Linked DNA regions of Homo sapiens: region 1 is linked to region 2. A link is an interaction called in ENCODE POLR2A ChIA-PET data of the cell type or tissue named here. Cell type or tissue: Panc1. All regions are shown on one strand.

Region 1 (5,000 bases), 240 kb before region 2:
TGCCTCAGCCTCCCGAGTAGCTGGGATTACAGGTGCCCACAACAAGCCTGGCTAATTTTTGTATTTTTAATAGAGACTGGGTTTCACCATGTTGGCCGGGCTGGTCTCAAACTCCTGACCTCCAGTGATCCACCCGCGTCAGCCTCCCAGAGTGCTGGGATCACAGGCATGAGCCACCTCACCTGGCCCTGGGAAGCTTTTTTCTTTTTTTCTTTCTTTTTTGTTTTTTTAAGACAGAGTCTCACACTGTTGCCCGGGCTGGAGTGTAGTGGTGCCATCTCGGCTCACCGCAACCTCTGCCTCCTGGGTTCAAACAATTCTCCTACCCCAGCCTCCTGAGTAGCTGGGATTACAGGTGCCCACCACCACGCCCAGCTCATTTTTTGTATTTTTAGTAGAGACAAGGTTTCACTATGTTGGCCAGGCTGGTCTTGAACTCCTAACATCATGATCTGCCTGCCTCAGCCTCCCGAAGTGCTGGGATTACAGGCTTGAGCCACTGTGCCCAGCCTGAGAAGCTTTTTTCTACCTACAAAAGCTCATTTTCAAAGCATCCCACCCTCTGACCCTTCCCTCTTTTTTTTTTTTTTTTCTTAAGAGAGGGTCTCACTCTGGCCCCCAGGCTGGAGTGCAGTGACACTATCAGAGCTCACTGCAGCCTTGACCTCCCAGGCTCAAGCAATCCTCCCATCTCATCCTCCCAAATAGCTGAGACTATAGGCACATGCCACCACACCCAGATAATTTTTACTTTTTTTGTAGAGACAGCGTTTCACCAAGTTGCCCAGGCTGGCCTCGAACTCCTGAGCTCAAGTGATTTGCCCACCTCAGCCTCCCAAATTGCTCGGATTACAGGTGTGCACCACGACACTCAGCTGGAACACCATTTTTACTTGCAAGAACAACTGACAGATGTATGATTATTTAGGCTTCAGTGTTTGGCACATTGTCTCAACATTAAATGAAGTGAACCTATCACTTTAAGGAATACAGCTGACAGTGTTGGTTTCCAGTAATAAAATTTGAGCTTTCAAGCAAAAGCTAGAATTTTCAAAAACTTGAATCTGCCACTGTGAGCTTAAAACCTTCCCAATACTTAAAACTTTTCTGCTGAGATCAATGGCGATAATAACAAATGTGATTCTTTTAATATTGTGTAATGAAAAGCGCCAATATTTGGAAGATCTGCATGATTCAGGGAACCAATATTTTCCACATGACCAGTGCATGACGTTACAAAATTATGTATGGGCAAAAGGTCCATTTATAAGGCAAAATAAATCAATGAATTTTAATATAACAGAATACAAAAAGTTCATTGATATGAATGCAGATTCTACATTGCAACTACATTTTTAAGAAATTACCACTTGTCAAGTTTTGGTAGGGTACCAAAGAATAATACCTATGATTATCTAAAAATGCTACTAAAATACTCCTCTATTTTCCAGCTTTATGTCTATGTAAGGTGGAATTTTCTTCAACTACTTCAACCAAAATAACATTGCAACAGATTGATTGCAAAAGCAACTATGAGAACCAAGTGTCTTTTTTTTCTTTTTTTTTTTTTTTTTTTTGAGACGGAGTTTTGCTCTTGTTGCCCAGGCTGGAGCGCAATAGTGCGATCTTGGCTCACCGCAACCTCTGCCTCCCAGGTTCAAGTGATTCTCCTGCCTCAGCCTCCCTAGTAGCTGGGATTACAGGCATGTACCACTGCACCTGGCTAATTTTGTATTTTTAGTAGAGACGGGGTTTCTCCACGTTGGTCGGGCTGGTCTCGAACTCCCAACCTCAGGTAATCCGCCCGCCTTGGCCTCCCAAAGTGCTGGGATTACAGGCATGAGCCACCGCGCCCGGCCCCAGGTGTCTTTTATTAGACCAAATATTAAAAGAAATTTGCAAAAATGTGAAACATCTTTCTTCTCACTAAATCCTTTTTGTTTTGGAATAAATAGTTATTTTTATAAAATACATGTCATTTGTGCTAACATGTATAGGGTTTTTGTTATTTTAAAATTAATTAATGATTATATATTTTTAAAGTTTCTCTAATTTCTAATATAGTAAACATCGATAAATAGAACTCACAAAATCAAAGCTCGTTTTTTTTAAGAGTAGAAATGGGATGCTGAAACCAAAAAGTTTAAGAACTATTGGTTTCACCGAACAGAAAAAATCATTTTAGAATATATCTGCTTTTTGTTCAGGGAAAATCGATGACTGGCCTTCCTTAGTTATGTAAATATATGATGAACAGGCACCTACTGCTCTGGGAGAAGGGATAAGAGGACCTTTTGTGACCTGACAAAGTCTGTCCCTCGAAGCTTGGTATACAGAGGTAGTCACTAAGAGTAAATCTGCATGGGGACCAAGAAGCATCCTGGGAAGAAAGCAAACAAACCCTGGCCCCTTCTCTTTGAGATTGAATGTCCTTGCAACCACTCAGAAGGCTTGAGAACCGGTGGAAACAAAGGACATCAAAGTCTTCAAAGGAGTAAACTCACCATGAGACAGAGAAGAATTCTGCACAGGTGACCAGGGCCTAGAAGGCCATACGGGAGGAATCGCTCCTGCAGAGTGTGAAATTGAGGATGGCAAACCTCTCTGGATCTCTGGATCCAGCTACTTTGTCCCAGCAGTTCTATCTTGGGAATAATGATTGAACATGAATGTGAAGTAGAAGAGAGATTCTCTGGGAGCCCGTATGTGGGTATCTGCAGAGATCTGAAATAGCAGTACCATCATTGTAGCAGTGGGGCCGGGCCTGGGCTGAATCACCCTTCAGCAGTGATAACCACCAGGTGATGATATAAGAAGCAGCAACCCAGCCGGGCGCGGTGCCTCACACCTGTAATCCCAGCACTTTGGGAGGCTGAGGTGGGCGGATTACGAGGTCAGGAGTTTGAGACCAGCCTGACCAACGTGGGAAACCCCATCTTTACTAAAAATACAAAAATTAGCCAGGCATGGTGGTGCATGCCTATAATCCCAGCTACTCAGGAGGCTGAGGCAGGAGAATCACTTGAACCCAGGAGCCGGAGTTTGCAGTGAGCTGAGATCATGCCACTGCACTCCAGCCCAGGCGACAGAGTGAGACTCCATCTCAAAAAAAAAAAAAAAAAAAGCAGCAACCCTAAACCAGAGCACACTGAGGAACTATTTAATTCTGCAGCTTTTTTGCTACTTCATGTTTGAGAGCAGACCTGATCACTTTGAACTGAATAAGCCCCTATTATTCTGGAATAATTGGAGGGTGATGGACAGTTTTAAAAGAGAGATTCTGTGGTCAGGCACAGTAGCTCATGCCTGTATTCACAGCACTTTAAGAGGCTGAGGCAAGAGGATCGCTTGAACCCAGGAGTTCAAGACGAACCTGAGCAACATAGCGAGACCCCATCACTACAAAAAAAAAAAAAGGATAAGTACAGAGTGCTTCGGAAACAGATAGAGAGGTATCCAACCAAGTCTAAAGGAAATATAGAAAAAACTTCCCAAAGTACATTAATCAGGACATTTATTGCCAGTTGGTAAAGCAAAGAATCCTAAATATCAATGATTTAACACAATTAATTAATATTAAATATTTATATTTTTGTTCTGCACCAGCAGATTTCCTTTTCTTTTTCTTTCTTTTTTTTTTTTTTGTTATTGTTGTTGTTGAGATGGAGTCTCGCTCTGTTGCCGAGGCTGGAGTGCAGTGGCGCGATCGTGGCTCAACCTCTGCCTCCCGGGTTCAAGTGATTCTCCTGCCTCAGCCTCACGAGTAGCTGGGATTACAGGCATGTGCCACCACACCCAGCTAACTTTTGTATTTTTAGTAGAGGCGGGGTTTTGCCATGTTGCTGGTCTCAAACTCCTGACCTCAAGTGATCCTCCCATCTTGGCCTCCCAAAGTTTTGGGATTACAGGCGTGAGCCACTGTGCCTGGCCAAACCCACAACTTTTACTTACATTCCATTCTCCAGAACCAGCCACATGGCCCCACCAAGATGCAAGAGAAATGGGTAATGTAGGTTTTCTGGGTCCCAGGAAGGAAATGAAATGGTTTGGTGAACACATAGCATTTTCTCTGCCACACAGAAGTGATTTCTGAGTTAAAGGATGAGGGAGTGAGGCCCAGCACGGTGGCTCACACCTGTAATCCCAGCACTTTCGGAGGCCAAGGTGGGTGGATCACCTGAGGTCAGGAGTTCGAGACCAACCTGACCAATATGGAGAAATCCCATCTCTACCAAAACTACAAAAATTAGCCGGGCGTGGTGGCACATGCCTGTAATCCCAGCTACTCGGGAGGCTGAGGCAGGAGAATCGATTGAACCTGGGAAGCGGAGGTTGCAGTGAGCCAAGATCACACCACTGCACTCCAGCCTGGGTGACGGGGGAAGGATCTTGGTGGGAAGTGACTGGAGTAAAAAATGTCAGGGGAAGGTATGATAAGCTGTGAGACTAAAAAGTAAACAAGGCCCTATCATAAAGAGTCTGTGTGCCATGTAAACTAAACTGGGCTTTTATCCAGTTTAGTTTACACGGCACACATGGAGAGCCATTCACGGGTTTTAAACAAGGGAGTGATGTGATCATATCTTAGCTTCTGAAAGATCATTTGGACTGAGGCATAGAGACCAGATTGGAGGTCAGACACGTAGCTCAAGCCTGTCATTCCAGCACTTTGGGAGACCAGAGTAGGAGGATCATTTGAGATCCGGAGTTCGAGACCAGCCTGGGCAACATAGCAAGACCCCACCTCTAAAAATAAACTTGTTAAAAAAAATTGTGTGAATGAAGAGTGTGGCAATGAGGGGTGAACAAGCAGGGGAAAATGGTGTTGTATACTGAGACAAATAATTTTTTTTTGTTTGAGACGCAGTCTCGCCCTGTCACTCAGGCTGGAATGCAGTGGTGCGATCTCGGCTCACTGCAACCTCCGCCTCCAGGGTTCAAATGATTCTCCTGCCTCGGCCTCCTCAGTAGCTGGGATTACAGGCGCACACCACCACACC
Region 2 (5,000 bases):
GTCTCACTTTGTCACCCAGGCTGGAGTGCAGTGGTGTGATCTCAGCTCACTGCACCTCTGCCTCCTGGGTTCAAGCAATTCTCCTGCCTCAGCCTCCCGACTAGCTGAGATTACAGGCACACGCCACCATGCCTAGGTAATTTTTGTATTTTGAGTAGAGGCAAGGTTTTGCCGTGTTGGCCAGGCTGGTCTTCAACCCCTGACCTCAGGTAATCTGCCTGCCTTGGCCTCCCAAAGTGTTAGGATTACAGGCGTGAGCCACCAAGCACAGCCAAGATGTTTTAAAAGAGTCATATAAGAGAAATTGTAATCCTGTTTTATAAAGAGGACAGTGCAGGGGGAAAGCTGTACCCAATCCCCCTGTATTACACCCCCCTTCCCCAAAGATAATCATTTAAGATTTCCAAAGTATTTTTTTTATTTATTTGAAATTATGTATGATTTTATTTTCATTTCTCCAAAGCTCTAGTAGTCTTTTAATGGTCAAGAAAATGGTCACAGGGACAAATGTCTAATAATGAACAACTAGTTAAAATAGTTGTTTATAAGTTCCTGTCAACTTGAGCTTTATGGATGCGTGCATAATTTCCATTGCGTGTGTTGTTAGGATATATATACGCTTTTCCGGCAAGCACAATGTTAGGTTATTTTGATGCATTTGTGTGAATGGCACAGTGAGAGCAGTTGCTATTAAAATTACGTATTAGAATCAACCCCAGATAGTTCAGCACAGAAAAGCAATGGCATGATTAGTAGTATCGTCTTTGAAGATGAAAGTGAACTATTTGGTGAACCTCCCAACTTGATATAGAGGAGTTTGACTACTTTAGCAGAGTTTTTCTGTAGTTCATGTCACTAAAAGTGAGGTAGCCATAACAGGGGTTTGGGGTTAGAGAGGGTGAAAGGATAAATGAAAGAATAGCTCCTATAAATGGTTTTATCTCTTTTTAATTAAGTGCAACCATATGCTGTTGATAGTTTTATATCCTTGGACAAAGTCTCACATGAACATTTTCAATGTGCATTTCTCTTTTCTGTCTTTATAAAAGTCTGTTTAATTACCCTCTGGTTACTTCCCGGCTGAATTAAGTAAAAATCCCCATTTCTTCTCATTCATTATGTCTGTGAGCCAGGGGGTTGGCATTAGGGAAGTGGTAGAGAAGAGAAGTTTATAGCTAGAGGGAAAATTCCACTTGACATGTGACTCAACTGAAGAACAAAGAAATCATAGTTGTAAGTAACCCAGGATTCAGTTCAATTAAAATCTTTACTATTTATCCCCTCTCCATGTTTCAGAAAGATGGGTCTCTTACAAATGTGATCATCCAGTTAGATTTACATGCTGTGTACTGAGATACCTACATCTATGTTTCTGTTCAGCAGTAAATGCTTTCTGTCTTCAAGCTGAAGCTTATTTAGCCTGGCTTATCTGGTGCTGCTGTAGCAACCATCAGTCTCCAGGCAACTGAGGCACGTTGACCTCTCAGTTGAACTGAGTGCTGAACTACTTCAATTTAGCTGCCTGAGACAATAGTAATGGTGTTGAATGTGAAAAATGTGAAATTTTCTAGGCAATGTGCAAAGGAAAGGATACAGAAATATTTAGATAGAATTGATAGGACTCTTAAAATTGGGGATGCACTTAGCAATTGAATCATTTTTTACAAAACGACAAAGTTTATTCCTGTTTCACTCTCATATAGACCCTGTTTGTTTTCAAGTCTTACATTAGTTGTGTTTAGATAGTCACATCTAGTGTTTTATTTAGGGTTGCTCTAAGTAGTTGATTTTAGAGCAATGCAGTAAGATAAATGGGTGAATAAAAATTATCAATATTTAAAACGTAATTCTAGGCTGGGCGTGGTGGCTCATGCCTGTAATCCCAGCACTTTGGGAGGCCACGGTGGGTGGATCACCTGAGGTCAGGAGTTCAAGACCAGCCTGGCCAACATGGCGAAACCCTGTCTCTACTAAAAAATTCAAAAATTAGCTGGGTATGGTGGTTCAAGCCTGTAGTTCCAGCTACTCGGGAGGCTGAGGCAGGAGAATTGCTTGAACATGGGAAGTGGAGGCTGTAGTGAGCCGAGATCATGCCACTGCACTCCAGCTTGGGCCAACAGAGCCAGACTCTGTCTCCCCAAAAAAAAAAAAAAGTAATTCTAGAAGTCTTACCACAACTGTTAAGAAAACCATCATACTTGCAAGCAAAAACTTTAATAATAGTGATAGATGATGGAAATATTAAACTTGAATAACATTTTGTGCCCCCACACCCTTAACGAAAGTAGGAGTTTTTATTGATTGGATTGGTGTCAGCAGGATAAAATCCAGAGGTCATTTTTGCTTTTTGTGATATACATTTTAAGTAAATAGACCTCTACATTGCCTTATTTGGTATCTTAAGAACTGTTCCCTGGGCCGGGCGCAGTGGCTCACACCTGTAATCCCAGCACTTTGGGAGGCCGAGGCGGGTGGATCACCTGAGGTTAGGAGTTCGAGACCAGCCTCAACATGGAGAAACCCCATCTCTACTAAAAATACAAAATTAGCCGGGCGCGGTGGTGCATGCCTGTAATCCCAGCTACTCGGGAGGCTGAGGCAGGAGAATTGCTTGAACCTGGGAGGCAGAGGTTGCGGTGAGCCAAGATCACGCCATTGCGCTCCAGCCTGGGCAACAAGAGCGAAACTCCGTCTCAAAAAAAAAAAAAAAAAAAAAAAATTGTTCCCTGGAAAGTGGTCAAGGAGATAAGATTGGGAAGGGCTAGTAGAAGTTAAAAACTTAGAATAACTTGAAACTTGATTTGTGCTGGGAAAAGGAGATACTTGTAAAATTGGCGGGTGGGGGGTGGGGAGGGGAGTCTGATAGCAGCATACATTTTGGGGAAAAAACCTTTAAAAAACTGTTTGATTTTATATTCTTATATTCCTCCTCCTCCTCCTCCTCCTCCTCCTCCTCCACCACCTCCTCCTCCTCCTCCTCCTCCCTTCTTCTTTCTTCTTCTTTCTTCCTCTTCCTCTTCTTTCTTCCTCTTCCTCTTCTTTCTTCCTCTTCTTCCTCCTCTTCCTCCTCCTCCTCCTCCTTTTCCTCCTCCTCTTCCTCCTCCTCTTCCTCCTCCTCTTCCTCCTCCTCCTCCTCCTCCTCTTCCTCCTCCTCCTCTTCCTCCTCCTCCTCCTCCTCTTCCTCCTCCTCTTCCTCCTCCTCCTCCTCCGCTGCTGCTGCTGCTTCTTCTTCTTCTTCTTCTCCTTCTTCTTCTCCTTCTTCTCCTCCTTCTCCTCCTCCTTCTCCTCCTCCTTCTCCTCCTCCTTCTCCTCCTCCTTCTCCTCCTCCTTCTCCTCCTCCTCCTCCTCCTCCTTCTCCTTCTCCTTCTTCTTCTCCTTCTTTTCTTCTTTCTTCTTCTTTCTTCTTCTTTCTTCTTTTTGAGACTACAGGTGCCCGCCACCACGCCTGGCTAATTTTTGTATTTTTGATAGAGATGGAGTTTCACCATGTTGGTCAGGCTGGTCTCGAACTCCAGACTTCAGGTGATCTGCCCACCTTGGCCTCCCAAAGTGCTGGGATTACAGGTGTGGGCCACTGCGCCCGGCCTCTATTTTATATTCTTAAGTGTTAAACCCTTTTTTTTTTCCCCCTTTCAACAGACTAGTTTTTAGAGTAATGGCTCTTTCACAAATAATTGATAGGAAGCCTGCTTTACTACATACTAGTATATTAGTAATAGAGTAGTTTCTTAACATTGCGGGAAGAGCGGACTCCTGTCCATGTGACTGTTAATCATGGATCAGGGTAGAGGTATAAATTAGTTTCTGTAGGAGTGTCATTAATTTTTCATTTTGCCTTTCAAATCCTGCTGTTTCCTAGTTCTGCAGTCATTCTGTACTGTCTTTGGGAGAATGCAGGTGCTTTTTTTTTGGTTTGAAGGATGATTTCTTTAGTAGAAGAACTTAAGACTGAATGCAATGAAACATAATTGCATTCCGTTACATCCTACTTTCTGAGTTTTGCGTTTGAAATACAATCTTCATGTGATAATCATGGCTTCTTGTCTATCCCATGTTACTGTTAAACAAAATGATGTAGACTTAACATTTAAAGTAAAATAAACTTCCAAGGTTTATTTATGTGATATTTAGGAAATGCAGATATTTCGTGTTTTTGTTGTTGTTTGTTTGTTTGTTTTTTTGAGACGGAGTCTCACTCTGTTGCCGAGGCTAGAGTGCAATGGCACGATCTCGGCTCACTGCAAACTCTGCCCCTGCCAGGTTCAAGTGATTCTCCTGCCTCAGCCTCCTGAGTACCTGGGACTACACACGTGCACCACCACGCCTGGCTAATTTTTGTGTTTTTGGTAGAGATGGGGTTTCACCATGTTGGCCAGGCTGGTCTCGAACTCCTGACCTCATGATCCACCCACCTTGGCCTCCCAAAGTGCTGGGATTGCAGGCGTGAGCCACCTCGCCTGGGCATATTTCTGTATTTTAAACATACAATTTAGTGACTAGAGTTTTGCAGATTTCTGTGACACTTTCATCTCAATTAGCTTCGAATATTTTGTTTTCCAATATGATTATGTATGTGTGTGTTTATGTAGGGGAAGTTGTCTAAGATGTAGTCTCCGATTTCTTTTCAGATGATGTCTAATAAGGACACTTTAATTCTGCTTGAGAAAATGGTTTCGTTTCTCAGGCAGATTTAACTGACTTCTGGGGTGATATTTATGTTTATACTTAATTAGTCAGAATGTAAATTTCTTCTGATTTCAATAATATAATGACTTATAATTTTAAGGGAATTACCTTTCTGAGGAAAATCAGTTTTCATAACCTTGGTAACATCTCTTGTTACCAGATGATGAAAAGGTTCAGTCACAGTCACATATCTGTAAGTCTGGAATTAAGACATGATTCCTTAGCCTGCTCTCTTATTACTAATTGTTACTGTTAAAATGAATTTCCCAATTATGTACTTCTTATGCTAAGAGGTATCTCCTTGGAAAACGTTG

What was found. Peaks named below come from ENCODE experiments on the same cell type or tissue, not always from the same donor. Only the 100,000 strongest peaks of a DNase experiment are listed, where the experiment ranks them.
Region 1: POLR2A ChIA-PET joins it to region 2 with 10 read pairs; 3 of 35 experiments call an interaction of 5 or more read pairs at or near these places.

The regions. Positions count from the first base shown.
Region 1 is chr10:21,470,990-21,475,989 of GRCh38, forward strand. No RefSeq gene overlaps it. Among named protein-coding and RNA genes, the nearest start is that of MIR1915, 23 kb to the right of the region's middle. RefSeq lists a silencer at 538-732 and an enhancer at 2,035-2,831. In Panc1, no CTCF peak of the experiment used is centred here; no DNase peak of the experiment used is centred here; H3K27ac peaks cover 1,455 bases.
Region 2 is chr10:21,714,559-21,719,558 of GRCh38, forward strand. The region is part of intron 14 of MLLT10 (MLLT10 histone lysine methyltransferase DOT1L cofactor); the gene reads left to right. Among named protein-coding and RNA genes, the nearest start is that of MLLT10, 180 kb to the left of the region's middle. In Panc1, no CTCF peak of the experiment used is centred here; no DNase peak of the experiment used is centred here; H3K27ac peaks cover 1,721 bases.